Linked DNA regions of Homo sapiens: region 2 is linked to region 1. Evidence: chromatin loops called from intact Hi-C (ENCODE). Cell type or tissue: heart left ventricle. All regions are shown on one strand. Each heading gives the region's core, and the rest is flanking DNA. Links, peaks and the distances in the headings are about the cores only. Region 1 holds the start of GAREM1 (GRB2 associated regulator of MAPK1 subtype 1). Region 2 overlaps GAREM1 (GRB2 associated regulator of MAPK1 subtype 1).

Region 1 (8,664 bases), core at 456-8,455:
AACAAAAATATTGATTCGTGTTGCAGGGTTAAAGTCTCCACTATTTAGGTAACAACTATTTCTGTTAAGTCAGGTAATTTCCAATTCTTTGTTTTAAAAACAACCAGAAATCATTAAATATTGAAAGTCTTATGATCAAAATAAATACGAAATACTAGATTTCAATCTATATACTTTTTTTTTTGGTTACAGAGAGTATGGCAGAGTGATCAATAGAATACTTTCAAGCATAAAAATATATTACACTGAGACAGAATTCTATACAGCGGAAGAGAAATGGAGTAAGAATTTAAAGAGATAAAGAAAAGGTGTAAAATGTTTAACTTTCAAAAGATTGATTCTTGAATCTCATGAATTTTTAAACAAATGATATTAGAAATCAAATATATATTTTACTAGAGTTTTTAGAATGATGTAATACTTTAAAATATGAATAGTTACAATATGCTGAGAAATTACATCCCCTGCAAGCATTTAAACTTAGAATGAAAAGTTTTAGCATTTAACTGAAAAATGTGCTTAGGGACAGAGTTTCACCAAATCTTTTAGGAGGCATAGAAGCAAAAAGGTTGTAAGAATGCTACTCTAACACAAGCCTTCAGGGTCTATCCAAGATGAAATGAGGAGGAGAGAGAAAATGAACAATTTCCCACCCATCCAGTTTTGAGTGAGGATGGTTGGGGGTGGAGGATTAGTATTTTCTCCATCCTCTCCTTGGTCCTAAGCACATTTGCTGAACCCAGTTCTAAAGTCAACAGTTTATAAGACTGATGATCAATCAGTTTAAATATCTGATCTTAATTGCACTGCTGACTGGGCTTAGACCTCAGCTGATGAGATACATCTCATCAAATCTCCCAAGGAGAATTGCTAGAGTACCTTTCTCTGGGTTCTCCAGAAAAACTTGTGGGGCAACATTTATAAAGGCTCAATTATTTTGTATTTATCTTATCATACAAAGGCAAATTTCACCATCAAGGATGTAATATTGAACACATCTATCTACCTGGCACTTCAGGAGTGGCATGTATAATGCAAAGAATTGGAGAGTTCTTTATATATTGTGTAGTGAATATTCATTCTAAGGATGGCAAATGTCCTGAAGAGTCATCTCAACAGACACATCTACGTTACTAGGCCCTCAAACCCCAATGTTTTTTTTCTCCTGTTCTGTAACCTCTTCTTCCCCACTGCCTCTTGCCTCTTTTCAGCCACTCCTTTGGCAAGCAGAAAGTTGTATGTATGATGGATGAGGCCAGCACTTAATTTGGTGTCTACACTGTTTTTAAAATATTGACTTTCCAGTCCTCAAGCTCTCAGAGAGACAGTGAACCTATTTAGAGCAGATGTCAGAACAACTTCAACCCTTCTCTCCTTTAGTACCAGGAGGTAGCCCAGTTTGAGATAAGAGGTCAGTCTTCAGAGTCAGAAGGTTGGCTGGAAATTCCACTCCACCATTTACTAGGTACGAGTCTTCAGGCAAGTCAATTTTTCTGAATCTTAGGTTCCTGAAGTTCTTAAAAATTGTGTTGCTGAGGATTTGAGACAATACATATTATGCATCTAGAAATGTACCAGCCCATAGTAGGCTTCTGATAATCAATAGTTGTGAAATTAGATTTTTTAATGTTCTTTAAAAATTATTTAAAATTAGCCAATCATTTCCTCTTGGCATAATGTCAACTAGTGGCATGTTTTTCAATTTTGTTCTAGTCTCTTTAAAAACAAGTGATTTGAAAAATGACTATCTTTCATGTCTAAGTATAGGGTGGGCGTGTGCAGATGTAAAATGTACCTGCAGTACTAAAACTGGGGAAAAGGCAAACACAGGATGAGGACAACACAAAACTTAAGATTTCACCTATAACATTTATAAATATACCAGCATGTCCTCAACCTGTCCTAAACTGTGTGAAACATGTTTAAAAACATGCAAAGAATCTATGATTGACTCTTTTAAAGTCTACCCAAATTAAACTGCTATAACAACACTTTCCCCAATCAAATTAGAAGAGAATTTTTTGGTAAATACTTAATATTTTCAGGATGTGGGCAGACTGATACTATCACAATGCTCACGTTGGTGTAAACGAGGATTTCCTTTAGTCTCTAAAGCAATTTGACAATGTGTATCAAGGATTTTAATAGGACTGACATGCTTGTTCAGCAAAGTAGAAATACATTCTAACCAAAAAACTCCCAGATGTATGTACAACAGTATTCATTACATCACAATTTTTAATAGCACAAAATAATACAGCTTAATAATGTCCACAATAGGGGATGAAATTACTTGGCATAGCTTAGCCCATGGACTCTTTGGCAGCTATTAAAAATCATGTTGACAAAAATATTTAAATGAGATGGGATTGTTAAGTGAAAGAAGCAAGGTATAAAGCAGTATCTGGCAATGATTCCAAATTTGTATGTGCCACTATGATTCTCAAGCGGCAATAAGGAAATAAGAGAAATTTACAATGAAGAATTGGAATTACATATAGTGATCAAAATCCATTCCACAGCTTGAAAGGACACAGTGTTAAGACTTGCTACCCACGTCCTCATTTTAGAAAGAAGTGTGGGATGAGTACACTGCTGATTCAGATCCTTTTTATGAATGGCAGGGATAGAAAAGTGGGAAATAAAACTGAAAGTCATGTCGGAAAGTGAGATATTCCACCCCTTTAAACTTTCAGTTTAATGAAGCTTTTGAGTGGCTTTTACACCACATGCAGCAATGCTCTCTGCCTAGCTAGCAAATGTGGCAGTGTGCAGAGATGAGAGAAGGTAGGAAAAGGTAAGGACTCACAATCTGCCAATATACACAATTTTGGAGGAGGAAATGAAACGCTGTGAATACAAACACACACACCAGTTCAGGTCTGCAGATGCTATTTAAAGCACACAACATTTTCCCACCCCCACTCGAAGCAGAAACGCCTCAACACACCACCTGTGCGTCCCCCCCCCCCGCCCCCACCCCACCGCTTCAACAGCTACTGTGATCTGCACTTCATTACTAGTTTTAAAACTTCCAGCTTATTCCCAATGCACCCTACTACTACCAACAATCAAACGAGGATAGCAAGCAAGCCAAGATTGTTTTCCAGCCTTCACGAACTTTCCTGCATCTATTTTTCACATCAGATATACAAATGTCTAATCAAACCCCACAGATAAGAAACAGAATAAAAACTCCTTTGTGTATGTATACATCTCACGTTACCCACTCTTCTACCCCAGGAAACAAGGAGTAACCCTAGTGCCTGTGACTCGAAATGACATCTTTCTGCTTAGTGTTCTTCTGACCTGGCCTGTGTAGTCACAGCTCTGCCTGCCTGCCAGCCTGGGCCCGTGTACTTCCACAGCTGCCCCACAGCAGGGCAGGCTTCTTTCTGCAAACAGTCTAAAATCGCATGACGCCAAAGCCCACTGAAGTTATGATGAAAACAAGAGAAGACCAAACACACCTAAATTGCCACCTTACGTGTCATCACTCTCCAACTGAAAGGTGTCTACTTGCTTGACAGTATGCGCAACTATGTGTTTGCAGCTGTCACACCGCAGAATAAACAGTTGGAGGAAGGAGTTGGGTGGGTTTCTGGTGGTCAGTTTCAGGAAATACACCCTTCTTAGTTCTGAGCTCAGGTTCCGAATCAATACGTTTTGGAGACTTATTTTTTTTTCCAGACTGGAAATGCGCTAAACCTAATAGTTAACCTTAAGCATGCCATCACTTCTGCTGAAAACATTTTCTACACACAGCCCCAAATTACTTTCAGTTGGGTTAAACAAAACAGACAAGCTGTAATACAAGGTCTCTGAGAAATGTGATCCTTTTCAATGGTCACCCAGGAGCTTTTCCTTTAAATCTGTTTGGCGGGGGATGGGGGAGATAGGGAGGAGAGCACCCAAATTAAGATGCCACCCGGAGCACAATGATATTCTCAAGAAAGTTGCCTAAGATAACTCTTCAGGGTTTCCCTGGTTGAGTAATTCTTGCAGGAGGGTGGGGAGGGATATCTGGCGTCCAAGATTACGATCTGCAGAGGTCTCCCTATGTTGACTTTTTTTTTAGGGCGTCCTTTTTAATTATACTGCAAGGACTCTGATTTCCACCTCCTTGTCTGCTGCTGGGGGGAGTTGAGAGCAACGCGCCAGGGCTGCGGCAGCCGCTCGGGCCAACTCCGGCGCTCAGGGGCGGGCAGCCCACTCCCCGCGGGTCCCACCCTCTCCAGCACACGCGCGCACACCCGCGTGGAGACGGCTGTCCTCGCCCGTCTGCCCCGCGCCCCAGCTGGGACTCACCGTTGTCCAGGCGCGCGATCTGGGGCAGCCGGTAAGTGCTGACCAGGAGGTCGAGCGGCACGGCCACCGAGCTCCACTTCACATCCTTGAGGCTGCAGCCCAGCGAGGGCGCCGGGTCCATCTTCCCCGAAGCCTCCTGTCCCGCGCTCCCCCGCCGCCGCCACCGGCACCACCCGCGCCTCGGCGGCCGCCGCTGCTCGCGCTCGCGGTCTGGGGCGCGCGGGAGGCGCCGGGCAGCTCCGGCCGCGGGCAGCCGGGGGGGCGCGGCGACTGGGGCGGCCCGGAGGGAGGGGGCCGGCGCCCGGCTCAGCTGCCGCTGCGGGGCATGGCTGGGGCGCCCCGCGTGCCCTCACGCCCGGAGAAGACTCAGAGCAGCCGCGCGGCTGCGGGCGGCGGCGGCGGCCCGGGTGGCTGCGGCGGCTCCCGCTCCGCCTCCTCCTCTGGCCCTGGGTCTGCAGCTGCGGCGGCCGCCCGCTCGCCTCCTCCTCCTCTTACCCCTCCTTCCCTCCGCCTCGAGCGTGTGAGGAGGAGCCGCGGGTCTGAGAAACGCCATAGCAGCGCTCCCAGCACTGACTAATCAACAAGGTGCGAGCAACGCCTGCGCAGCTCTGGGAGACACCGCCTCCGCCTCCCAGGCGCCGCCCGCTCCGCCCCCAGCTCGGCCTCCGCCTCCCGCAGCTCCCGCGGCCCGGCAGGCTCGCGTCAGCTCCCCGGCCGGGGCCGCCAGCGCCCGCGGCTCGGCGCGCTCCGCAAGCTTTAGCTCTCGCTCCCCCGTCCGACCACTCGGGCGCCCTGCAGTCTCGCCGGGTGCTGCTGCGCGCCCCGGCTCCTTCCCCGCCCAGGCCCGTCCCCGGAGCCCGGGAATTGCCGAGCGAGCTCAGGTATCGCTCCCTGAGTCGTGGTGTCGGGCACCGTCCGCCTCCACTCCCATCCTGGCAATGCGGTGGCTAAATACAAGGCACAAAAGATACCTTTAGTGGCGCTCCCTCTTGCTTCCCGGTGACCCAGACTTTGGTCAGAAGAGTACCACAGCCCAACGGGGCTGCGGACGGCAGGCGTGGAGCACGCCTTGGCGTTTCCCCTCAACCCTACTCCTCTACCATCGGAGCTGGAAATGACTCCCAACAGTCTCAGCTTTGGCTACTAGATAAGATAAAAAGGGCAAAGCACCGAAAAGCGGAAAGGTGGTGGGTGATGAGTACCCACATACAGGAAGGTGGCCATTCGGTCTAGGACCTTCACTGAGTGAACGAGCTGCTGGAGGCGACGGGAGTTGATGAGGCCACCAAACACCGTAGACACGGAGATGGGAAGGGAAAACTAGGTTACTGGGAGGCTGCTGGGGTCAGCTGTTCTCACCCGCTTTTCCCATTCAGTTCTCTTCTCATCTTAAAGGTTGGGATCATTCTCGTTTTCTAGGTATATGTACCAAGACATTAGGTAGTTTGGCAAGATTTTATAACTCGTAGATGGCCGTGCTGGGATTCAAACCTACAGTTTGCTTTGCATGATCAATCATTCTCTGTCTCTCCCGATGTTTGACACGGCCTGCTCACTGTGGACAGAGCTCAGAATATAAAGGTGGCATGTCCTGCCTTGTATGCTAATCTGCTTTCTTTCTTTCTGTCTTTCTTTCTCTTTCTTTCGCTTGCTTAACATTTTGTTAAAATAGCAGAGGTGAGTGGTTGCTAAGGTTGCGTATCTGCTCTGTTTTCAACACGTATTCAATGTTCAGTGCTTGATAAGGTACAGCAAGTACCCGCTTCGCCAGCCCAAGGGGACTTGAAAACATCCCGCTGCCTTTTCGTGGCCTGGCTTAAAAGGTCTGTGCTAATAAACCACTCCATTAACATTTGAAGAAAAACACAGATTCTTCTACACCCACCTTCCTGATCCTCTCACTTTGAAGCATTAGCGATAATTTTCACAAAATTCATCTGAAAGTTTTGACCTTTGGGTCATTCACATTGATTTTTTGAAAAAGTCTTGGAAAAAAGTGGGAAGTATTTTACTATAGAGTGTATGCAGAATCAGAAGTCCATAAAGTTCTAAGAATTGCTCACATAGAGTGTTTCGGCCGGGCGCGGTGGCTCACGCCTGTAATCCCAGCACTTTGGGAGGCCGAGGCGGGCGGATCACCTGAGGTCAGGAGTTTGAGACCAGCTTGGCCAACGTGGTGAAACCCCGTCTCCCGTCTCTACTAAAAATACAGAAAGTTAGCCGGGCGTGGGGGCAGGTGCCTGTAATCCCAGCTACTCAGGAGGCTGAGGCAGGAGAATCGCTTGAACCCGGGAGGCGGAGGTTGCAGTGAGCCGAGATCGTGCCATTGCACGCTGGCCTGGGCAACAAGAGCGAAACTCTGTCTGAAAAAAAAAAGTTTCAAAACTTTAAAGATTTAAGTGCCAGCTAATTTCTTTTTCTGAATAATTAATCACTTCTGGAAATAAAGCTCAGAATCCAAAAATGACATAGGAAACATCTAAGATTGGGCAGGGTCAAGGGTCTTTCAACCTGTAAGTAGATCCTAAACCCTTATATGGTAGGCTGATTTTTAAAAAAATGACTTTGTTACTTTTATATTCTCTTTAAAAGCTTCAGAGAATAAGAGAAGTAGTTTCCTCTCACAAAAGGACTGGTGACTTTTGACCTAAAGACAAGATAAAAAGTAAAAAGATTAATGTAATCAACTTTTTAAAAATCAATAAAGGACTTACATTAGATCTGTTATTGCTGACCTTGCAGAAAAGGTTTTATTTCAATCTTGAGTATTAAAAGGAAGAAATTTTAGTGAGCTGCAAATTCTTAGTAAGTTTCATGTCCTGGAAGAACTCTTACAGAAGGATTTTATTTGTGAGATGGAGAGTTTTGGTTAAACTGCCGAAAACAAAAACAAAAAGCAGTTGAGAGGGGTAATCTTTCAGTCTGGCTGAACTGTACTTCCAAACATGTTTCTTAAGGTTGTTGGAACAATGCAAACTGTGTATACAAAAGCATTACAACTTGGTGCAGGGGCAAAGCTTACAGGACTTTGAAGTTTATGAAAAGGAACATCCAAGAAAAGTTTTCTTTAAGGCAACAATTGATGCACTGGTCCCTTGTTCCTACTAAGTACCTTTACAAACTGAGATTTGTGAATTAAAATATCAGCTCCAGAGCCAGATGGCTTGGATTTGATTAGTGGCTCTGCTTCTATTTAATGTCATGGGAAACTTGCTGTTTCCTCCTCTGAAAAATGAAGATAATAATAGTACTCATCTCATAGGGTTGATATGAGAATTTAATCATTTAATATACATTTAGCATTTAGAATAGTGCCAGATGCATAGGAAGTGCTATGGAAGTATTAACATTTGCTATTATTATTAAAAACCATTGGCTTTAAAGGGCAAAATTTATAGAAAAGATGAAGAGATAAATGCTGACGATTTGAATAGATTTGAAAAATAAGAAATGATTAGATTTGGGAAAATAGTTATATCAGGCAAGGAGTAGAAGAACACTTTTTAAATGACAAACCTAGCTGGGGGACTTCATTGCAAATCTAGAGTCTGTGGGGTTAATTTATTCCACAGTGAACCCGCCTCCTACCCAGCAGACCCAGGCAGTGATCATGAAGACTCTGTATATGCTATTGATAAGCCCAAAGGTGAATCAGGTAAATGACACTACAGGACTCAAGTGACAGACACTTGCCAGCTTCCTAACTGTGAGTCTACTGTTTATACATGCATAACTTGTTAATTCTCTGCATTATCAGCTTTGCAAGATAAAAATATTACATATTGGTTTTCCTCATATCAGAGTGTCCTGGCTCACATAATATTCTAGCAGTCAAGTGCAATATCAAAGTTCACAGCCCTAGTGATTTTTTAGGTCTCCCCATTCTTTCCCCTTTCACTTAATTGCCATGTGATCCCCAGAGCTAACTTGAAAGACAGTCCCTAGCTAATGCTTTTTGCAGTATCTATATCGTCATTGTCTATGAAATTAAGTGTAGAGCCCTTGGCATGGCGTAGAAGGTTCTTCCCTTATGTGGCTGGGTCTGCCTCCCTAACCTCACTCCTGTTTGGCTACCTTCTAATACCCTATGATCTGGGGTAGCACCTGCTTGTAGTTGCCCAAATGTATCATGGTAATGCATACCCTTGTAGAGCTTGTTCTCTCAGCTTAGAATGCCTTTCTCCTTTTCTCTTACTGTGAAAACTTCATTCCAGCTCCAGCTTCCTGCATTCCATGAGCTGCTGTATCTCCTCCTCCAAGGAGATTCCTTTTTCTGTGTTACCATTGCACCTGCAATACCCTCTTTTGACTGTACTAGTTGCACTCTGATTAATTATCTTCCTATATTAGCTTTGC
Region 2 (8,664 bases), core at 485-8,484, 120 kb before region 1:
CCAAGTGATGGCCTTCTGGTTTCAAAGTATACATGAAACCCAACTGGTCAAGCTTTTACATTTCTGGTCCACCATTAAGTTTTATGGCATATCAGGAATGTAAAGCATGATGTTTAAACAAAATTTCAATTTATTAGACAAATTCCTACTTTTGATAAATACAGTATGTTTTTAAATGGTATGCCCATTTTTAATTAGGAAGAGTACAAATACTGGCAAAATGTTATGTAGAAAAAGTTGACTTGAATTTTTCTAGGAACTTACTATTTCTTAGTCCTTTGGTTGAACTTCTGGTCCTTCTGATTCCTCAATTTCTAATTTTGTATGGTGTACTGGTGTATTTCCTAACATCAACTCTAAAAAGTCTAAAGTAGCCAATGATGCTATTTTGATGGAATTAGGAAGTAATTTTCATTCAATTGCGTTAAAACTAGAAATGAACACCCAGGCACCAGATGAAACACATCTGAGTGCCTTAGTCACATATCCTTTTAAATCATAATTATATGTTCACTTTCTTGGCTCTCCAATGGTTTTAAAAGGTTATCTTTAGATTTATTACTCATTAATCTGACTCAAATTTATCAGCAGAGAAGGCCTATGTAAAACTATTGATGCAAGCAGGAGAAAAATAATTACAGTTCTTGGCCCTAACTTAATTCAGATATAAACAATATATTAATAAAGGTTCAGACATTTTCCATGAAAAGCTTTAAAGTGCACATTCAAGGGCCTGTGTGAACTGAATGGGTTTCACACAGTTCAGCTAAGTTCCTGAGGACACACTTCATGTAGTTAAGTTTAACCAAGAGAAGTATGTGGATAATTACTTCTAGGATGATGCTACACACACAGTGTCCTGATAACCTGGTTAATAAATATTCTAAAAAATATACAGAAAAATGGAAAAGTAAATATCTCTCAAGCAATACCCTCTCTCTTTTTTTTTTTTTTACTTACACAGACAGAACACATCACTAAAACAATTATGTGAAAAGCCATCTTTTACACAGCATGACTTGATACCAAGGTTTAGGCCTGACCGGCTACCCTACTTTCAAATTCTCAGCATATTCTTTGAAAAGAATTATTAGTTTCCATGCCATAGAGAAATGCCTGTGTAAAGTAATTTTTTCTTCAGCATAGGTACACAACTGTTGATAGATATAAGGAATTACATGAATCTGAAAGACATTTTTGGTACAAATGTCCCAATTTAAATGAAAGAATAATAAAAATTAAAATGATTACAAAGTACTTTTAGAGCCAAAAATTCTCAGTGTTAAAACAAACCAAACATCCTTTCTTTCTCTTCACCTCCAAACCCAAACAAAGGCATTCTGAGCCACTACAGGATACACCATTATCAGAAAACAGGCAGCCACCCATTTACAAACATATGGTATTCCAAAAGTTCATTTATTAGTCAGTTCTGCAAAATTTTAATATTTTCCCAGGGAAACAAGAATAAAATTTGAGGTTAAGTTGTCAGATCAGCCCACAAAACTGGATTTAAAACACAGTACTAAGACAAGGCCAGGAGTAACTCAGAACACTGGGGAAAATGCATCCCGTGGCCAGCGACACCTGGGGCGGCAAGAGCATCCTGCCTCGCTGGCCTGAGCAGGGAATCCTGTTCCTTTCATTGTAAGCTCAGAATCTTTTCACAGTCACTCCTGGGGATTTGTGGGGTGTGGATGCCATGAGAGGGGATGGAGAGTAGCCTATAAGAGGGCCACAGTTTTGGGAGGTGAGGGACAGAGCCAAGGGCTTGGGGATGACAAATGAAACGGGAACTTGGGAGGAGGTGGATGAGGGTAATGAATTGAGATAAAGTGGAACAGAAAGAGGGGACAGGGGGTTTAGGGTAGGCCAGTGAGGACTTTTCCCTCATTTCTCTGATTTACCTTTTCTTTCCTCAGGACCAGATTAAGAAGATCACAGCTGGGAACACCTGTGATCACACCTGTGAAGACCACACCTGTGATTATGAGAGAAGGAAAGAATCTCCATGGAAGAAGGGTTTAAGGAGGATGGGGCTAGAGGGGAGAGAATTCTGGGCTGATTCAGAGTCTGTAGAAGAGGAAACTCCCCAGCTGTGGCCATGGGACAGAGGAGTTCTCAATGCCTCCCTTCTAGAACTAGTACTAATATGGAAGTGGCATAAACAGATAACACAACAGACATAAAATATAAACAACAAAGGAGTCAATTTTTTATTAATGAGAGGCCAACTCATACAATCTTTCAATTACAAATTTCCATACCCTGATTACATGGTTAGCAGACTGAATTTTTAGATAAGTCAGACGTTAACAGATAAGTAAGTTATGTGATTTTCTATTTAGAATGAGAACCTATATCTTTTATCACTGACCTTAGTCCATTTTTGTTACATTAATATTTTTAAATGTCCACACATAAAGAAATGTACAAAAGTTCTAATCAGACGATAACAAAGTCAGAAACATATTTTTCAACAAATATCTTTTGAGGGCATATTGTGGGCCATGTGTTTTCTGAGCATAGGGGACACAGTAGTATGGCCTCCAAGTTCTCGATCCTACTTTTATTTCTTAGCAACAATACTTCCATCTGAACAAGGCAGCTACTCAATGTCTAGCTGGCCTCTCAGACCACTGTTTACTTACCTAATAGCTATTTTGTTAATGTACAGCCAGCTTTTAACCTTAGCCCAACTATAAGGGTTAAAATAATTTGTCACACTTTTATAAGTCCTCAAGTAACTGGCCTAAAGTATTGAATTTCTTGCTTTAACTATAATAGGGCCTTCTTTACCTATGGGCTTTGACTTCTGAGTTACATTAGGTAAAAGTACATTAAAAATAACTTAAAGTTTACCAACAGATGAAGAATAAGGAGACAAAGATGAGTCATAAAAGGAGAAAATGGCTAATCATTTTGACTTCATTACAATCATACCACCACTGGCAGGTGAATTCTAAGGTGTTTCATGAAATAATTCTATGCTGTTCTACAAGTATATGGAAATACTAGAAAGTTGAACCTGGGCCTTTATGATTTAGAATTGATAGAAATCTGGGGAAGACTTAATAGGAAGAAGGAGAAGAGAAGGAAGGGAAAGGAAGAGAAGGGAGAACTAAAATGCTCAAAGTCAAGAAAACAAGGTTTTGTCCTTAGATTATAAAATCTCTGAACAAGTTGATTAATTAGAAATAGATGATTACAAATAAAAGATGCCCTATTGGTATATGTTAAGAAATGAATTGATGAGTATTAGTAAAACCAAAGGAACCACAGATAACATACATAAATAATTTTGAAAATCTAAACTGACAAATTCATGAGCATTACAAGGTAGCAGCAAATATAAAAGAATACTTTAGTACCAGAGGTTGTGGTTTATCTGTTCCTCATTTATATTTTATATCATACGCAAAACAAAATTAGGAAAGGATTATGTGAAAGAAGTTCATAGCTTTTGTGTACACTTCTAAACATTAATAATAACTTAGTTTGAAAGTATGAACGCATCATACTTTCAAGATAGAGTTGCCAACTTTAAGACAACTGTATTATATAATATATTGGATTTCAGTGCCAAAAAGAGTGTCTGGCACATAGGTCAATAAATCTTTGTTACTTGACTGAATACATGTTAAGAGAAAGGGGAGATAGGCTATGGTTAGAACTGGAGTTTTCATCAGAAGAGTCCAAAATTAACTCCAAATGCCACCAGCACTCCCAGATGAGTGTTTCTTTTTCATCTATGATACAAATTTAAAATTTGAACAACACATTGAAGCTAGGAGAGAAACAAGCTACAATCCCCCTCTCTAAAACTTCTCCGCAAAAGCAAAATTGAATATTCTGATCATCCAGAATGGGCTAGAAGAGACGGCAGAGACAGTGGGGTCAACTCCCTCCACTGGCTAAACATGGCCCGGGGAGGAAAAGCGGTGTGGCTGAGGTCATGAAGCAGAGCAGTCACTGGAATTCCAGTCCTCTGATCTCCAGTGTTTCTGTTCTTTATTGACTGTTTAAATGAATGTTTTGTAAGAAACCAGAAGACACAGGCAAATAAGTGAAGAGGGAGTGTCAGAAGCAGTGACGGTATTTGCCTGATGGTAAATTTACCATGGAGACCACTGTGTCAGTGAACTCTGTTCCAGAAAATTCCATATACAAAATTATCTCTACAGGTGATGAAAAGAATAAAAATTAGAAATGAGTGAGGAGGAGAGATTAACAGCTGTGTACCTATGCCGAAGAAAAAATTACTTTTCACAGGCATTTCTCTATAGCATGGAAACTAATATTTTAATCCATCTTTTCAAAGAATGTGCTGAGAATTTGAAAGTAGGGTAGCTGGTCAGGCCTAAACTATGGTATCAAGATGGAAGAAAAAAAATTTTTTTAAAGTCTTGTGATCATTATAGATATTGAAGAACTTGTGTCTAATTATGGTATTCTTTTTCCACATCTATCTAGGAGTTTCAAAATTTTACAAATCTACATCTAATTCCTATTTAAAAAACAACTCACAAAGCAAGAGGCCTATGGTGAATAATGAAGTAATGCTGCCTAGAACCCTATCTATGGATAAATAAAATTTTATTTTGTGAAAGGTTTTTTGCATATTTGGAGTCGATGCATTTTTACACATGACTATTTTATCTAGATTTCTATTTATGATATTCATAAATTTTACTTAAGGAATCAAGAGTAGAGAGAAAAGTGGTCAAAATACTAATTTTACACTCATGTTTCAGAGCTTTATGCTCAATGTTTCATCACTAAAAAGAGTGAAACAAAAATCAGACATACTAGAAGTTTATTTCATTTTTATCTTTTTAAGTAATGACAATTAAAAATTACCAATTTCAGTCTGCTGTTTATAAATACGGGGGAACTTGGACTTTTTTCTAGTACCTTGACACCATTACATTTTATATAAATTCACAGAAAGAACAAGAGTATGTTGACAGGTGAAAAACATTCTATAAAAGAAATGGAAGATTTTTAAGCAAATGGATGTAATCAAAAGGTTATAAGCCCACCAAACCGAACTATTTAGGTCAATACAATCATTGGACAAAAAAGAATGCACAGTACAGTTGAACAGGAAAATTCCATATACAGTTATTAGAGAAGGCTTATTTTAGAAAACTAATTTATCTACAAGTGTTCTTGGTTGCTATGAGCAACATTTTTCAACCACATTCTATTGCCTAAATCAGGTCACGATTACCTCCTAAATGGACTTTGCCATTCTAGAGAAGCAGTTTTTCTTTCATTCAGGATTTCTAAGGAAACAGCTTTCATCTTAGGCAACTAAACATCTGGCTTCTTGGTTTGTTTTAAGGAGCAAAATGAGAAAGGAATGAATCACCATGAAGCAGGTCAGGTTAGCATTTTTTTCCCATTTCTAAAAAAGTTAAAGTCTCCAAAAACTTTTCCTTGAGAAAATGAGTAATTCAAAATGCACTGATAATTATATACCAGGAATATTTGAATATGTCTAATGACCAGTCACTCCATGTTTGTTTTCTGAACTCTTACATACAACTCCACAAAGTAAAAACACCCAGGAGGAAAAGGAGTGAAATTATTCACATTTTACTGCTATGCTTTTTGACTTTCGCTATCACAAAGACAAACAAATATCATTTTTTAGCTCCTCTCTTTGATTCTTAGAACAAATTCTTTGATATATCCCTCTCCTATTTAATGACCCAATAGGTTAATTATTTATTATTCTGCTCCTCTGTCCATTAACACCTGTTTAATGTCCTAAATACATAATAATAACAAACTCAACAACTACTACTCCCATCACTATCATATATTGAAAACTTATTAGATGTCAGATACTGTACAAGTGTCTTATATATCATATATCCTTCAATCTCCCCTATGACATATGGTATTATCACACCAATTTTACAAGGTAGAAATCTGAGACTCAGTGGAATTAAGTCATTTGTCCCAGGCCACACAATGAACAAGAGAAATGGGATTCAAATCCACCTTAATCTGACAAATCCAAAAACCTTCAGTAAGTGTGAAAACTGTCTCCTAGGAGGACCATCATTATGATGATATTTGAAGATCCAGGACTTCAAGTTCTGCTGTTTAACCGCCACCCTCCACCCCCAACCATGGCAATCAATGGCTTTCCATTGTATGTATAATTTTAAAATGAAAATCCCTAATGGAGGTTTTGGTCCTAGCTTCTCTGGCCCCACAGCCTTCGTAGCACAATCCCGTGCTACTCTGCCCCTTCCTTTCTGAGAGTAGGGACACAGAGGCTCTCTGGATTCCTTTCGTACAAAGAACTTGTTCTTGTTTCATATCCTTCACACACTCCGTTCCCTGTACTTGCAATACTACCTCCTTACTTGTTACTCAGGTTTCGGCTTACAAGTCATTCCGCAAAAAGGTTTGCCTTGGCCAGGCACAGCGGTTCATGCCTGTAATCCCAACACTCTGGGAGGCCGAAGCAGGAGGATCACTTGAGCCCAGGAGTTCAAGACCAGCATGGGCAACACAGCGAGACCCTGTCTCAATTAAAAATAAATAAATTTTTTAAAAAAGGTTTGCCTGAACTCAACCTCAAGTAGCTTCTCCTTTTAAACTCTCAAGACACCTGGAACTTTTCACGTGCTACCTTTATCTCAATGTGCAAGTGCTTAGCCTCTCACTCTCTCTGGACCGTGAGCTCTCCAATGACAGAGACACTTGATTTGTGTTCAGCCCTCTATCTCTGCTGTCTAGCACAGTGATGGGCACAGGACCCGAAGGGATAGCAAAAGCCATTACAGACTGGGAAGAAGGAAGGCTCTGATTGTTGCATCAGCTCTTCCTAGCACTCCCAGGCATGCCTGAGTTAATGTTACTTGCATTGGAGCTTTCATCCTTTATAAAACTGTTTTATCCTTTATAAACTTTCATCCTTTATAAAACTGTTTTATCCAAAATGCAAAACAGGAAAAGAAAAAATTTTATCTAAGACAAATGCTTCCTTATACTAAACATAGCTATACAGCTATCTCTGGAACACTGCAATTATAAATAATTGTAATGAATAAATAAGTTATAACTATAAATAACTTAAGAAAAACAGCAGAACACACATACCCGAATTAGTGGTGCCTTGAATTCTATTACATCATGTGGGCAGGGGGCTGTGCAATGACTACTCATACACTATTGTTACTCTAGATATTTCTAAGGTTCCTCTTTGGTAACTGCCTTTAAAATTACTTTACTAACCAAACAAGAAAACCTGCCTCCTCACTTCAGGGTGACAAGCTATTACCCCTTAGTTAGCACCGTCTATCCCCTCCCTCTCTCTATGTGACTTACTCAGCTGAGCCCACCCCCCACCCCGAGTAAGCTTCAATGACATCCCACCCCACACGGAGGCTTTCACAGGGGACCCTTTCGGAGAGCACACCCGGCTTGTGTGCTTCCCATGACGCCTTCCCCATCTCACAGGTGGGACTCCCAGTCTGCCATGCAGTGACCAATGAGATATGCCCCCTGCAGGGGAAGGGAACTGCCTGCAGGGGACATAGCTCATTACAGGAGGTCAAGTGAGGGCTTCAGGTTGTCAAAAGGGGCCAGATTTTAGTTCTCTCTGTGTACTCATTCACCGGGGTCTCCTCACACCTCAGGGCCACCACAGACTTCCCAATCTGGACAACGATCTAAGCTTCTTCCTCTCCCCCAAAAGGGTGCTGCAAGCTTAGCTCTCCACTTCTCTGTTGTGAAGTATTGATATTCTTTCCTGTGAAAACCATTTCCCTCAGTACATAATTAATTAGAATTAAAAATAACCTTTTCCCACACCAAATGTCTTCCTTAAAAGGACACAGAATTAACCCATAGAAGCCACCGTAACAACTTTCTACGGTATCATGCAATACATGACTTCCAAATTCCCTCGTGAGGGAATGTCGGTTTACGTCAATCCTGGTGGCCTTATCAATATGTGAGTGGTGAAAACAGCAGGCCACTAGGAGGTCAGGGTCAAAGGAAGTAGTAGCAACCTCACTCAGGCTAGAATCCAAACAATGTATCTATTAGAAGCAGGCCTGGCTACATAATTTGCAGGGTTCTGTGCAAAACGAAAACGTGGGTTCTCTCTTGTGCCTAAATTATTAAGAATTTCAAAACGGCGACAGCAGAGTATTAAACCAAGTGCTGGGTCCTGTTCACTGCACGGGATGCTCACCTGTGAACCCACACCTCACTGGAAGAACCCGTCAGCCATCCTCAGCTGTGCAGTTTACAACTCTCATACTGTGATATTTGTGTGCCATTTCAAAACTGTATGTGGTAGGTTTTGAAAAAAGCAAAAAACTATGCTGCCTGCTTTAGTTTTAAGTCAAACTAAAATATGCCCATGGTTTTAATAATCAGATGGTATTAAAAGGCTTATAATTAATAAAAGAAAACCAGCAGCCCATGCCCCATACCTCCCACCTGATTCCTTCTCCCTAGAGGTGTGTATTTCTAACTCTTGGAGCAGTTTCTGTTGATACTTGTCTCCATGTTTCTAAATATGAATGACTTGTATATCTTATCTACTGATTTTCCATTATGTAGGAAGCTTATCACACCGCATATACTCACACTCCACATTCTCCCTCCCCGATCCTCCCAATTTGGCCTATC

Evidence for each region. Hi-C counts contacts between places; a loop is a spot of excess contacts. Peaks named below come from ENCODE experiments on the same cell type or tissue, not always from the same donor. Only the 100,000 strongest peaks of a DNase experiment are listed, where the experiment ranks them.
Region 2: it touches region 1 in a loop (2.0-fold over the local background); 13 of 110 quality-filtered maps call a loop at or near these places.

What each region holds. Positions count from the first base shown.
Region 1 is chr18:32,466,000-32,474,663 of GRCh38, forward strand. It overlaps GAREM1 (GRB2 associated regulator of MAPK1 subtype 1), which reads right to left and starts at 4,883. Exons shown (of 6, transcript NM_001242409.2): 1 at 4,309-4,883. The coding sequence starts at 4,429. RefSeq lists a silencer at 4,638-5,157. In heart left ventricle, for the core only: CTCF peaks have their summits at 3,365, 5,097 and 5,298; DNase peaks (open chromatin) are centred at 3,352, 4,292 and 4,982; H3K4me3 peaks cover 3,694 bases; H3K27ac peaks cover 1,353 bases; H3K27me3 peaks cover 588 bases.
Region 2 is chr18:32,350,762-32,359,425 of GRCh38, forward strand. The region is part of intron 2 of GAREM1 (GRB2 associated regulator of MAPK1 subtype 1); the gene reads right to left. Among named protein-coding and RNA genes, the nearest start is that of GAREM1, 120 kb to the right of the region's middle. In heart left ventricle, for the core only: no CTCF peak of the experiment used is centred there; no DNase peak of the experiment used is centred there; H3K27ac peaks cover 415 bases.